Regions from separate parts of the Mus musculus genome. Here region 2 is linked to region 1. Evidence: chromatin contacts called from ENCODE Hi-C or POLR2A ChIA-PET data. All regions are on one chromosome and are shown on one strand. The core of a region is the stretch at or near the end of the contact, and the rest is flanking DNA. Distances in the headings are between cores, read along the strand shown. Region 1 overlaps Actn1 (actinin, alpha 1). Region 2 holds the start of Actn1 (actinin, alpha 1).

Region 1 (5,286 bases), core at 2,647-5,146:
CCTTCTATGGGGAAGGAATGTGCAGGCTGGTCCTGTGGGTCCTAGCTTGCCGAGGTCTGTGTGCTGTCGGATCAGCAAGGGCCAGAATCACTCGAGACATGAGTCAGGGACAACCACCATCCCTGACTGGCCTCCCGAAGTGGTCTGTCACTCTGCTTAGAGAAGACTTGCTCCTCCAGCCTTCCAATCCTCATCCCGCCTTGCTTGAAGGCTCCAGGATAGCAGTGGAGTGAACTCAGGCCTTTCAGTCATTAGCAGTGAAAGATCCCGGGCCAGCTTTTGAGACCGGATTCTTCCAGTGGGCCAAGTAGACAGAGACAAAAATAAAAAGACTAATATTAGCATAAAAGATTTAGTGGGGTTCTAGAATATTTTACTTGGTGCGTTTTAAGAAAAATATAAATAGTTTTATGGGGGTATAATTTTATAACTATGCTTTTCACTATTTTAAAGTGAATGCAACCAATTTGAGAACATGTAAAAATATATTTCATACTCCTTGGCTATTACCACCAGCTCTAAGCAACCACTGTTTAATTAGTTAATTAATTTTGGAGCCAGGGTCTCATTATGTATCCCTGGCTAGCCTGGAACACACTAAGTAGACCAGGCTGGCCTCAAGCTCACAGAAATCTTGCCTGCCTCTTCCTTCCCAGTATGTGCCACCGTAGCCAGCCATACTTGTTTGTTTTTGAGACAGGGTCTTGCTCTGTAGCTCAGAGGTTGGCCTCCATCTCTTAATCTTCCTACCTCAGGCTTCCAAGTGCTAGGCCCTTTGCCTAGCTTTACCAATGTACTTTCTGACTGTGTGGAAGGGGGTGGAACGTACACACACACACACACACACACACACACACACACACCATGGAATGAACCCTTTGTGACTGCTCACAGCAGTCCCATGGAATAAGGATTTTTTTTTCTTTCACTTGTGCTGGAACCAAGACTCAGAGAGACCAGGCAAGTCTGGTACTATAAAGCCGGTGGTGGGCAGAGCTTGCAGTTGCTGGGCATTTGCTGTGGACTCTTCTGTCTTTAGGAGCAGGGCAGGGATGGGGATATGACACTGGCAGATTGGTAGGTGCAGTTGACTCTAAGCAGGAGCTAAAGGGACAGACTGTGTGTCTTTATTGGGATTATGTGTCCCAGTGTCATGAATTCTCCTGCTGTGCAGGCTCAATCTTATGTTATGAATTCTTCCTTGTGCGGGGCAAGGAAGACCATGCCAGGTTCTCATGGTGAGCCCTTTCCAAGCAGGGATCCAGCAGCCCTTTTGACCTGGGTGATCCCTTCTCCTGGTCTCTGGCACTGTGTCTACTTAAATGGGCTCTAGACAGATACAAACTAGAAAACACAGCTCTAGAAGAGTTCTGCTAGAAGCTGATGTGTGTTTCCTCATCAATGGGAGAAAACAGGGCCCCTTGATTGTCAATACTTGGGTTCTCTGTGAATGATTAACTCTGATTAAATAGAAAGGGGAGAGGAAGTGACAAGGGACATTTATTGGTTTCCTGCTATGACCAGGGCACTGTGCTGGCTGGTTAGCATGCATTGTCTTAATCTTAAAAGCCGTTAAGTAATGACATTATTTATCCCCTTTGTCCGGCCAGGCAATTGAGGCCCAGGTGGATTAAATAAGGTTACTCGGACCAGCTGGGTTGGCATTTTTAAGCATCTATCAGTCTGCTGTGGACAGAATACTGACTATGGGTCTAGTTAGCCCCATTTTACCTGTGAGGATCTCAGGCTGAGTTCATTGCCCATAGAGTCAAGGCTAGTGAGAGGTTAGGTTTAGTCCTAAAGCTTAGCCTGTTTGGCCGTCTGTACTCTGAGTTTCCTTGACCCCAGCACTCATGCAGGGATGTGGGGTGGTGGGCTGGGTGACTTAGAGGGCAGAAGAGAGCAACCAGTGGTTGAGGACTCTTTCACAGCAGCTTGCAGGTGGGTGGAAAGTAAACAGATCTGGGTGGAGCTGTTGTGTGGAGCTCTGCCTTTTATCTGTGGGTGAACCAGTTGCTTTGAAAGGCTGGCAGACCGCCCTTAATAAGCTAACCAGACACTCCTGTTGACATTACCAGCACACCAGGCATCTGAGATCTCTCTGGACAGGTCTCTGCTTAGAAAAACTACCTAGAACACGTGCCCTGGCCAAACTGGCCGCATGTGGGTGGACTCTGAGGGACTCTGGGGAGTGACCATCCCCATGTCAGCTGGCAGGTGGAGCAGGGAACTTAAACCCAAGCACACCAGGAACTCTGGCCACAGCTGGGGTCTGGCTCTGTCCAGTATCCATGGCATCTCAACTAGCATGGTGCTTGCTGGTGGAATTGAAAGACTATAGTGTCCAGTGAGGGTTCGTTTGTTTGTTGGTTTTGCCTGGACCTGCTGGCTCTGCTCCTGGGAAGGAAGATCCCAGGAGAGGAGCCAGTTTGTATAGGAAGTCCCAGACCAACCTCAAGAGGCTTAATTTCTCCTTTGGGGGTTCTGGGACCATGTGGCTAAGGGGCTATCCTTTGACTCTCCCCACAATTAATCATTGTAGACTTAGCTGTGGGGGAAATGTGTTCCAGATGCCAGATTGTCCTCTGTCCCTGTGTCTAGTTCTGCCTTTTCTTAAAGGGTTTCACCTCTTACTTATTAAGGGAATGTTTTTAGAGCTTTCTGTCTCTCTCATACGTAGGCTTTTTGTTTTATTTTGAGTCAGGGTTTCTCTATGTAACCCTGGATATCCTGGTACCCCTAGTCATGCTGGCCTTGAATTCACAGAGATCTGCCTGCCTCTGCCTCCCGTGTGCTGTGATCAAAGACGTGTGCCCACTGCACGGCTGTCATATTCTCTCTGTGTATGTATGCATGCATGTATTTAGGAGGCAGGATCACATATAGTCCAGGCCATCTCCAACTTAACTGTGTAACTGAGGAAGACCTTGCACTGATCCTCCAGTCTCTAGTCGTGGGGTTATAAGCCTAAGTCACCCTCTCCAGCCTCCATTTGTTTAAATGTGAGAGAGTTTTCCCTCTATCATGGAAGCCATCAGTAATACAGTAATAGCCTAGACACTCTCTTCCACCAAATGATCCCAGAGAAACAGGAAGTCTCTTCCGTCTCTTCCCAGAAGCTTATGATAATGTTGTAATTTACACACTTCAGCCAGACTCTCTTTACATTTGGATGGGTTTTTAAATAGATAATGACAGCGTGTGGTGTAACATTCAAAAGAAAACAAAAGGATGCTCTGCAGAAAGCAAACAGCTCTCCCTCCCCAGTTCCAAACCTCTCTTCCTCCACCCTAGAGCCAGCCACGGTTCCCATGGCCTCCTGGGTCCTCCAGGCAGAGTCCAGCTTCAAGCTTTGATTTGGTTGGTTTTGTTTTTCATTTTCTTGAGAGAGGGTCTCACTATATCATCAAAGCTAATCTCAAAACTGAGGATTCTCTTTCCCCAGCCTCGGGAGTGCTGGGATTAGAGGCATGTCCCACCAGTGTTCCCTGGACACCAAGGTTTAGCCCGTCCAGTACACTAGTTACAGTTATTTGCTGGGCCAGGAGGGTCAGGGAGCTGCAGTCTTGAGACCAAAACATTGGTCATGTTTTGAGTCCCTTGAGGTTAAACCACCAGTCTCTGTGGAATTTACTGGAAAGAAACTACAGAGAAACAAAAGATTGTTACCAAGTGTTCTATTCAGCTGAGTTGTCCAAGCACCAGATGGATGATGGGATTTCTGGGCTGAGAGAGGTTAGCTTATCAGAGGTCACGTGCCTAGCTGAGCCAGGGCAGGCCCATGCTTCCTGACTGACAGGAACAATAGCTTCCCTGAAGTGAGCCAGGACTGCTAACCTTGGTTCCAAGAGACAAAGCTGTGTCCAGGAGAGGTGTGGCCGGCAGGTGAAACCTAGGCCTGTGGTAGGCTGCTGCTGTTCTGTTCCTGCCTAGCCCGGTCTCATTTGGCTGTAGAGCATTGTTTACTCTGTCCTGGTGTCACTGGGAGCCTCTCTGGTCAGGTCACTTGAGCGTGGACAGCCTGGATTGTGGATGGGGAAATAAATGTCTAAAAGAAGAGGCTTGCCGTGGGAGAAGGCAGAGAGTGTAACCAGCCAACTGTATTTATAGGCAGTCGGGCCAGGAGAGCAGCTAAGGATCCTGGGAACTTCAGTTCCTGGAGCACCAAGTGTGTTTGCATTTGGACACATTTGGTCTTAGTCATTTGTCATGTCTGTGTGATTGCACACAGCTCTAACCCTGTGTTTATAAGCAGTAGTGCATGCTATCTTGTTTCAGACTTCTTTGTTAATTACACATTCTTATGCTCACGTTATTTCAGAACCTATCATATTAATCATCTACTATGTGGGCACATATGGTGATTTACTTAACTATGTGCCTTATTATTACAATTTGGTGTCTTCCTGGTTTTCTCCACCTCAGTTAGGCTAAGGAGCAAGTTTTCATGCATAACACCTCTTCTTTCTTTCTTTCTCTTTATCTATTTATCTATTTCATTTATATGAGTACACTGTAGCTGTCTTCAGACACACCAGAAGAGGGCATCAGATCCCATTACAGATGGTTGTGAGCCACCATGTGGGTGCTGGGAATTGAACTCAGGACCTCTGGAAGAGCAAGCAGCCAATGCTCTTAACCGCTAAGCCATCTCTCCAGCCCCTAGGCCTTTTCTTTATTTGGCATTTTATACCCAGGATAGAGTCTTCGAATTGGGGTGTATAGTTCAGGCCTGTTGTGGTTCACATTGGCAAGCTGATTTCCTCTAGAGTTGTAACCAGTCAGCCTGCACACAGTTGTATGGGGGGTGGGGGTGGGGGACTGCCTCGCACACCCTCTGACAACTGGAATTAGCAGGAACTCGTTTTGCAAATATAATTGCTTTCCATTGCTGTGATAAGCACCAGGACCATGAGGAACTTGGGGAGGAAAGGATTTATTCTGCTTCCACGTCCCGATCACAGTTCATCAGTGAGGGAAAGCAGGGCAGGAGCCAAGGAAGATGGCCTCTCATTGGCTTTCTAAGGCTCACGGTCAGCTACCTTTTTTTATATGTCCAAGGGCTGCCTGCCCAGAGGTGGCACTGCCACAGTGAGCTGCCTTCCCACCCCATCAATCAATAGTTTAGAAAAGGCCCCCATAGATCTGCCTGCAGGGTAACGGGATGGAGGCAGAGCCTCAGTTGAGCTTCTCTCTTGCCAGATGATCCTACCTTGCGTCAGGCTGATCAGCTAATCGGCACAGTGAGCTCACCTGTTGTTTTAATTCACAGGGCATGACAGGATG
Region 2 (5,598 bases), core at 486-2,985, 44 kb before region 1:
TAAAAGTATCCTGAGGGCTGGGGATTGCTGACCCTGGAGACTTCATTTTCCTGTCAGGATTTTCTCAACAGCGTGAGTAGTCACATGACATTTCTTTTCCTTTTATGTTTCCCCCCCCCCCCTTTTTCTTTTTGGCTGCATGCACATCTGTGTGATAGTATTAGAAGCCCTGGAACTGGAGTTACAGATAGGACTGAGCTGCCATGTGGGTGCTGGGAATTGAACCCGGGTCCTTTCCTCTGAAAGAGCAGTCAGTGCTCTTAAACGCTGATCCATCTCTCCAGTTCCCGAGTCACATGGCTTTTCTATTTGGGAATGATTTAAAGTGTACAGTGGCTGTAAGTAGGTTACATATCAATCAATTTTGTGCTGTTCTATACATGTGAGGCATAAGCTCTTGCAGATTCTGGTATCTGCAGTGGTTCTGAAATGAGTCCCGAGTATTAAGGGATGCCTGTATAAATTAAGCCCTACTGGTACAAGAGGGATGTATCTGTTGTCCACACCAGAATGCAAAACCAACTGCAGGTTTCCTTGTTACTGATTTTCATACTCAGAGTCCCTCAAAAGACCACTAGGAATCCGGGCGGCTTCTTCCCAGAATGCAACAGTGCTGGACCAACACATTTCCACCCTCCTTTACTGAGCCCAGGGAGTACCGCTAGCACCAAGCAGTTTAGTTAGTCTTGCGCTGTTTCTTCCTCCTCCAAGGATAATAAGGTTTTGTCAGGCACAAGGTTACACACAAAATGGGCCTGTAGAGTCCATGCTGGTTAAGTCTCTTGTCTAGCTCTGCTCTTTGAGTCTCAGTTTCTCCATCTATTAGGTGTATGCATCTGCTAGGTTTATGATACAGGTAGACCATTTTAGGGCTCTTCCTAGTTTCAGCAAAGTGTAGGTAGGGAAGCTGTAAAAGTGGGGAAGGAGGAAACTAGTCTCCAGAAGGTAGCTTCAGCTGTGTTAGTCCACCGGGGAATACCTGCCAAGGAACCTGGGAAGCCGGACAGCCAAGCTGCCACACAAGAAGTCCGCAGCGGGCCAGTGCACGGAACCCTAGAGAAGTACCCAAGGATCCTTGGCGAGGCGGGAAACTCAGTGGGCTGAGAAATGCCAGCTAGCCACAAATCTGGCTCTAGAAGGACAGGGATCAGCCTGGTCCCGAGGGGCGGGGCGGGAGCAGTGGTGGAATCAGGAAATTCCTTTCTACTGTGGGCCCTCCCAACCCCTTTCCAGGGTGCCGACTTGTCCCAACCTAGTTTCCCCGAGAAAGAGAAAACGAAATATGCCTTGGGTTTCCCCGCGCCCTGCTGGGGTTTGTAGCTTGCGTGGGACCGCAGGAACACCGGTGCGCCGGAGTTCTGGGCCTTCCCGCCGGCAGGGAACGGGACCAATCCTCAGCGACTCCTCGGGCTCCGGAGCACAGTGCCATTTGGTCCCCGAGCTCTGGGAGGCGTCCCCAGGCTCCACTCCGGTTCAGCTTAAGGTGGTGTCACATGAGCTGCGGGGGAGTGGGAACCCAGGGAGTGGGCGGTGGCGTGCGCGCCCGGAGGGGGCCGCCCAGTCCACCTATATGCACAGAGACCCGCCTGACGGATGCCAGGAATTCCCAATGAGAGGCGCTGGGGGGAAGTTTGGGCAACTCGGCCTGGCCAATGGAGAACCTCGGGAGGGCTCTGCCCCTTCTCCCCGCCCCCGCCCGCCTCTGCTCCCGCAGCGCGAGTGTTCACTGAGAGCAGTGTGCGTGGAGATTAGGTCCGAGCGCGCGCCCCAGGAAGGCAGTCCGCGAGCTCCAGCCGCCGCCGGCAGCAGCAGCCTCTGCGAACAGAGCCGCGGCGGAAGCGGGCGCAGGGGAGCGAGCCCGGCCCCGCCAGCCCAGCCCAGCCCAGCCCGGCCCAGCCCAGCCCAGCCCAGCCCTGCCGACACCCTCCCCACACCCGGGCAGCAGCCGCCGTCGCCTGGAGAGAAGGTGGAGGAAGAAATCCAGCTCCTAGCACGCACGCACCATCATGGACCATTATGATTCCCAGCAGACCAACGACTACATGCAGCCTGAAGAGGACTGGGATCGGGACCTGCTCCTGGATCCGGCCTGGGAGAAGCAGCAGAGGAAGGTTAGCAGCCACCCCCACCCGCTACAGCCCTGAGCCCTGATCCGCTCTGGCCGCTGCACTCCTGGGCTCCGGGTTGGAAACCAATTCCCGGCGCGCAAGAGCGGAGGCGGGGACATCGCGGCCACTGCGAGGTGGGGTATTGAGTTACAGGCACCGGGCGGGAGAGCGGAGCACCCCTGCCCTGGAGCCCGCGAACAGTTCGCCGCGGCGCGGGGAGGTGGCGCCGCCGGAGGGCAAATCGCCTCAGAGCGGGTGGTCCGGGCCACCCCGGTGCAGCCGAAACTGTCTCCCCGTGGGCAAGGCGCGGGGGCGATGCTCCAGAGGCTGGGGCTGAGACTTAGGCTCCATGGCTGCTTACTCGGGATCGATTTTCTCCTTCCTTCTTTTTCCTGGCGCCTCCATATGGCGTGCGGTGGCAGCACGCTTCCTGGGCCGCCCCTGGGGCTCTGTACCATAGGGGCAAGCTGCCCCGACTACTGCGCCCCGAGCTGGGTCTGCAGACAGTGGGCAGAGCCGGTGTCGGAGGGTTTGGCGACCTCCTCGGGATCTACCTGGAAGTGGACGTTCCGGAGTGCGGCTGGAGCTGAGAATCGGGGGTCGTTCGCGGGCTCCTCAGGGCCTTGTGGGGGCGGGGTCAGGACGGTGAACGGTTTTATTGCTAACTCAGTGAACTGGTGGCTGCAAACCCTCACATCTGTGTTCTGCCCGGTTCTTTTGCTGGCGAAACGCGAGTTTGAGTAGCTTGGCTCTAGTTGGGCTCCTGGTGGAGAGACAGTCTCAGGAGATATTTGGGGTTGTTCTCCGAGGATCCACGGCCCTGTATCCTAGTCGCCATCAGCAAGGTTCGGGATATGCTGCCCCGTCTGAGCTGAGAAATTGGCGATGGGTCCGGAGCGTAATGGCTATAGGCAGGAAGAGGTCAGAAACCTCTCTTGCTTGGGGAGGGGGAGACATTAACCCTGTCACGGCTTCCTGCCTGAGCAGAGAGCGCGTTCCTTAGGCGGCCACGTACCCTGACCCCCCAACACCCAACTCCCGTTCAGTCCCCCCCCCCCCACTTCGTGATCTGGGAATGGGGGGGGGGGTGTACAGGATGGCGCGTCCCTCTGGATAGTGCGGTTAGGGCTGGGCTTGAGGGAGAATGCTCATGTCCAAAAATGGTAACATTCATTCCCTTTTTTAAACTTAAAAGGGGGGGAGTTTAGTGAGCCGGCTGAAGGTTTTTTTTTTCCCCCAGCTAAAGGCATCCTGTATTAGCTCACTCAGGAATCCTAAGCCCTGAAACGGTGCCCTTTTGCTCACTTCATCAGACCAGCAGAGGTAATTTAAAACACACCACAATGGGCTTCCTTAAACAGGCAACCTGGGGCCCTGCCCCTGTCTCTTACTGCAACAGCAACTTAAGAGCGTCTCTTGGCTTTGAACTGACTTCTTTGTAATGTATTAGTAGCTTACAGACACCGCCCTCTTCCTGTCAGCCCCCCCCCCCCTTTTCTGGAAGGACTGAGGGCTGAGGGTCTTTCCCCCTTCTTCACTCTCGAATTTATTTCCTGGGACTGTTGATGGAAGAGAAAACTGAGTGAGAAGTTTGGAGATTTCCAGGGAGGACGAGAGATGCCCTCCTTCCCCTGCTTCTTTCTGTCAAAAAAAAAAAAGTTTCTTAAAGTGACTTTTTTTTTTTTAAAGTGTGCATTGATGTTTTGCCAGCATGTATGTCCCTGTGAGGGTGTCAGATCTTCTGGAACTGGAGTTACAGGCAGTTATGAGTTGCTACGTGGGTACTGAGAATTGAACCTGGGTCCCTGGAAAGCGCAGCTGATGCTCTTAACGGATGAGCCATTTCTCCAGAGTTTTAAAAAAAAATCTTTCTTAAGAAGGGGTTAGGATTAGAATGGTGGAAATCTTAGGCTCTTCTATGGAGAATAGAAGTCCCTTCCAGGAGTCCACCTTTGTGCTGGAAGAGACAGGAGTGATGGAGTTGTTGAAGATACTGAGCCTTGGGCCGATATGCTCACTCAGTATTAAAGAATGAATGGCTGGACAAACATATTCAATAGAGTTGGAGAGAAAATGATAGCCTCCCAGAACACAAACTTGGTAGGAACAGACGCCGGGGGAATTTGGTCATCATCTCCGGGCATATGTAATATATGTAGGCTGATGTTGGCTAATGTGGGCAGCATGGTACCCATTTTATCTTGGAGATCCCAGCAGCCCTGTGAGCTAGACACATGTGAGGATGAGTAGGCCGGTTAAGAGAGAAGTAGCCTGGGCCGAGGGCGGGTGTACAGCGCACTGGAAGCAGCTGGAGGAAGGATAGAGAACTAAGTCTGGCATCCCAAGCCAGTAGGTTTTGGGATAATCAGGGAATCTACATTAGCTTAGGTTAATAGTGGCAGCCTGGCAGAAGGCCCTCTGTTTTTGACTGGAAAACCTGGTTCAAGATTGTGGCCATTGGCCGTTCATTCTCAGTTGCCTTCTGTGAGCATACGTTTCCTCACCTGAGTAGTGCTTAGCAGAATGATAGGACATTTCTTAAGGTGTAAAGCCAGCACCACGTAGGGTTTGCTGTTCTTCCTACCGAGTAGGGTGGGTGTTATATGGGACCACCGCCTATGAGTGAACAGGGCCAGAGGAGGCAGAGGAGAATTGAGGTGACACGGTGCGGTGGGAGCCATGAGAGGCAGAGGACAGCCTGATTTTAGCCCCGGTGCAGCATAGCTGTTTGCGAGACTGTGGGCAAGTCACTTCCTTCTCTCTCCTCTCTCTGTGTGTGGTGTATGTGTGGGTATGCCTATGTGGTGGCTAGAGATTGATGTTTGGTGTCTTCCTGAGTCACTCTCTACATTATTTATTGAGATAGAGTCATTCTATGCCCTGCCCTGGCTGGTCTGGAACTCTGCAACATAGAACAGGCTGGCTTTGAACTCAGAGACACCGTGTGCCTCTGCCTCCAACCTGGCCAACTCTCCATTTTGTTTTTGAAAACTGGGTGTGTGTGGGATGTGTGGGGTGTGTGTGGGGGGTGGGGAGGTCTATCTCATGGAATCTGAAGCTCTTGACTCAGTCTGACTGGCTAACAAACTCCAGGGATTTACCTGTCTCTCTGCCCCGCCTAGTGCCAAGCTTACAGGCCTGTGCCTCTGTACCCAACTTATGTGGGTGCTAGAGATTGAATTTAGATACTTAATACCTGTGCAGAAAGCCCCTTTGTGACTGGGCCATCTCTCCAGCTCTGAGCTTTTCCTAGCTAGAGTTTGGCAAATGCACTGTGAATACTGACTGTGAGCCAGGCTGAGTTCTAGGTGTTAGAAGTGGGACGTTGAGTGAGACAGAGCAGATCTCTCTGTTGTTTCCTTACCTGTGAACCTAATGCGTTTCTGCCCCGCTCCTTCCCCCATTTCTTACCTGCTCCTCTGAAATGGTGTGGTGGGAACGCCTCCTTGGTGACGGTGGATGCAGGTAGAAAAGCCTGAGCAGGGCTGGG

Evidence for each region. Hi-C counts contacts between places; a loop is a spot of excess contacts on that map. ChIA-PET counts read pairs that join two places held with the same protein, here RNA polymerase II (POLR2A).
Region 2: a map of heart shows a loop between it and region 1 (3-fold over the local background). The contact joins the promoter of Actn1 here to the enhancer-like site in region 1. A Hi-C loop is called at or near these places in 12 of 37 maps with a recorded cell type or tissue (Patski, T-helper 17 cell, gastrocnemius and 4 more). POLR2A ChIA-PET finds 5 or more read pairs at or near these places in 4 of 5 experiments (Patski and embryonic stem cell).

Annotation. Positions count from the first base shown.
Region 1 is chr12:80,215,186-80,220,471 of GRCm38, reverse strand. The region is part of intron 1 of Actn1 (actinin, alpha 1); the gene reads left to right. Among named protein-coding and RNA genes, the nearest start is that of Actn1, 43 kb to the left of the region's middle. Within about 2 kb of position 3,896, at least 1 of the 3 ENCODE cell types and tissues checked has a DNase peak (open chromatin) inside an H3K27ac peak, as active enhancers do; it is heart, where a contact is called at or near this core.
Region 2 is chr12:80,256,500-80,262,097 of GRCm38, reverse strand. It overlaps Actn1 (actinin, alpha 1), which reads left to right and starts at 1,735. Exons shown (of 21, transcript NM_134156.3): 1 at 1,735-2,111. The coding sequence starts at 2,007.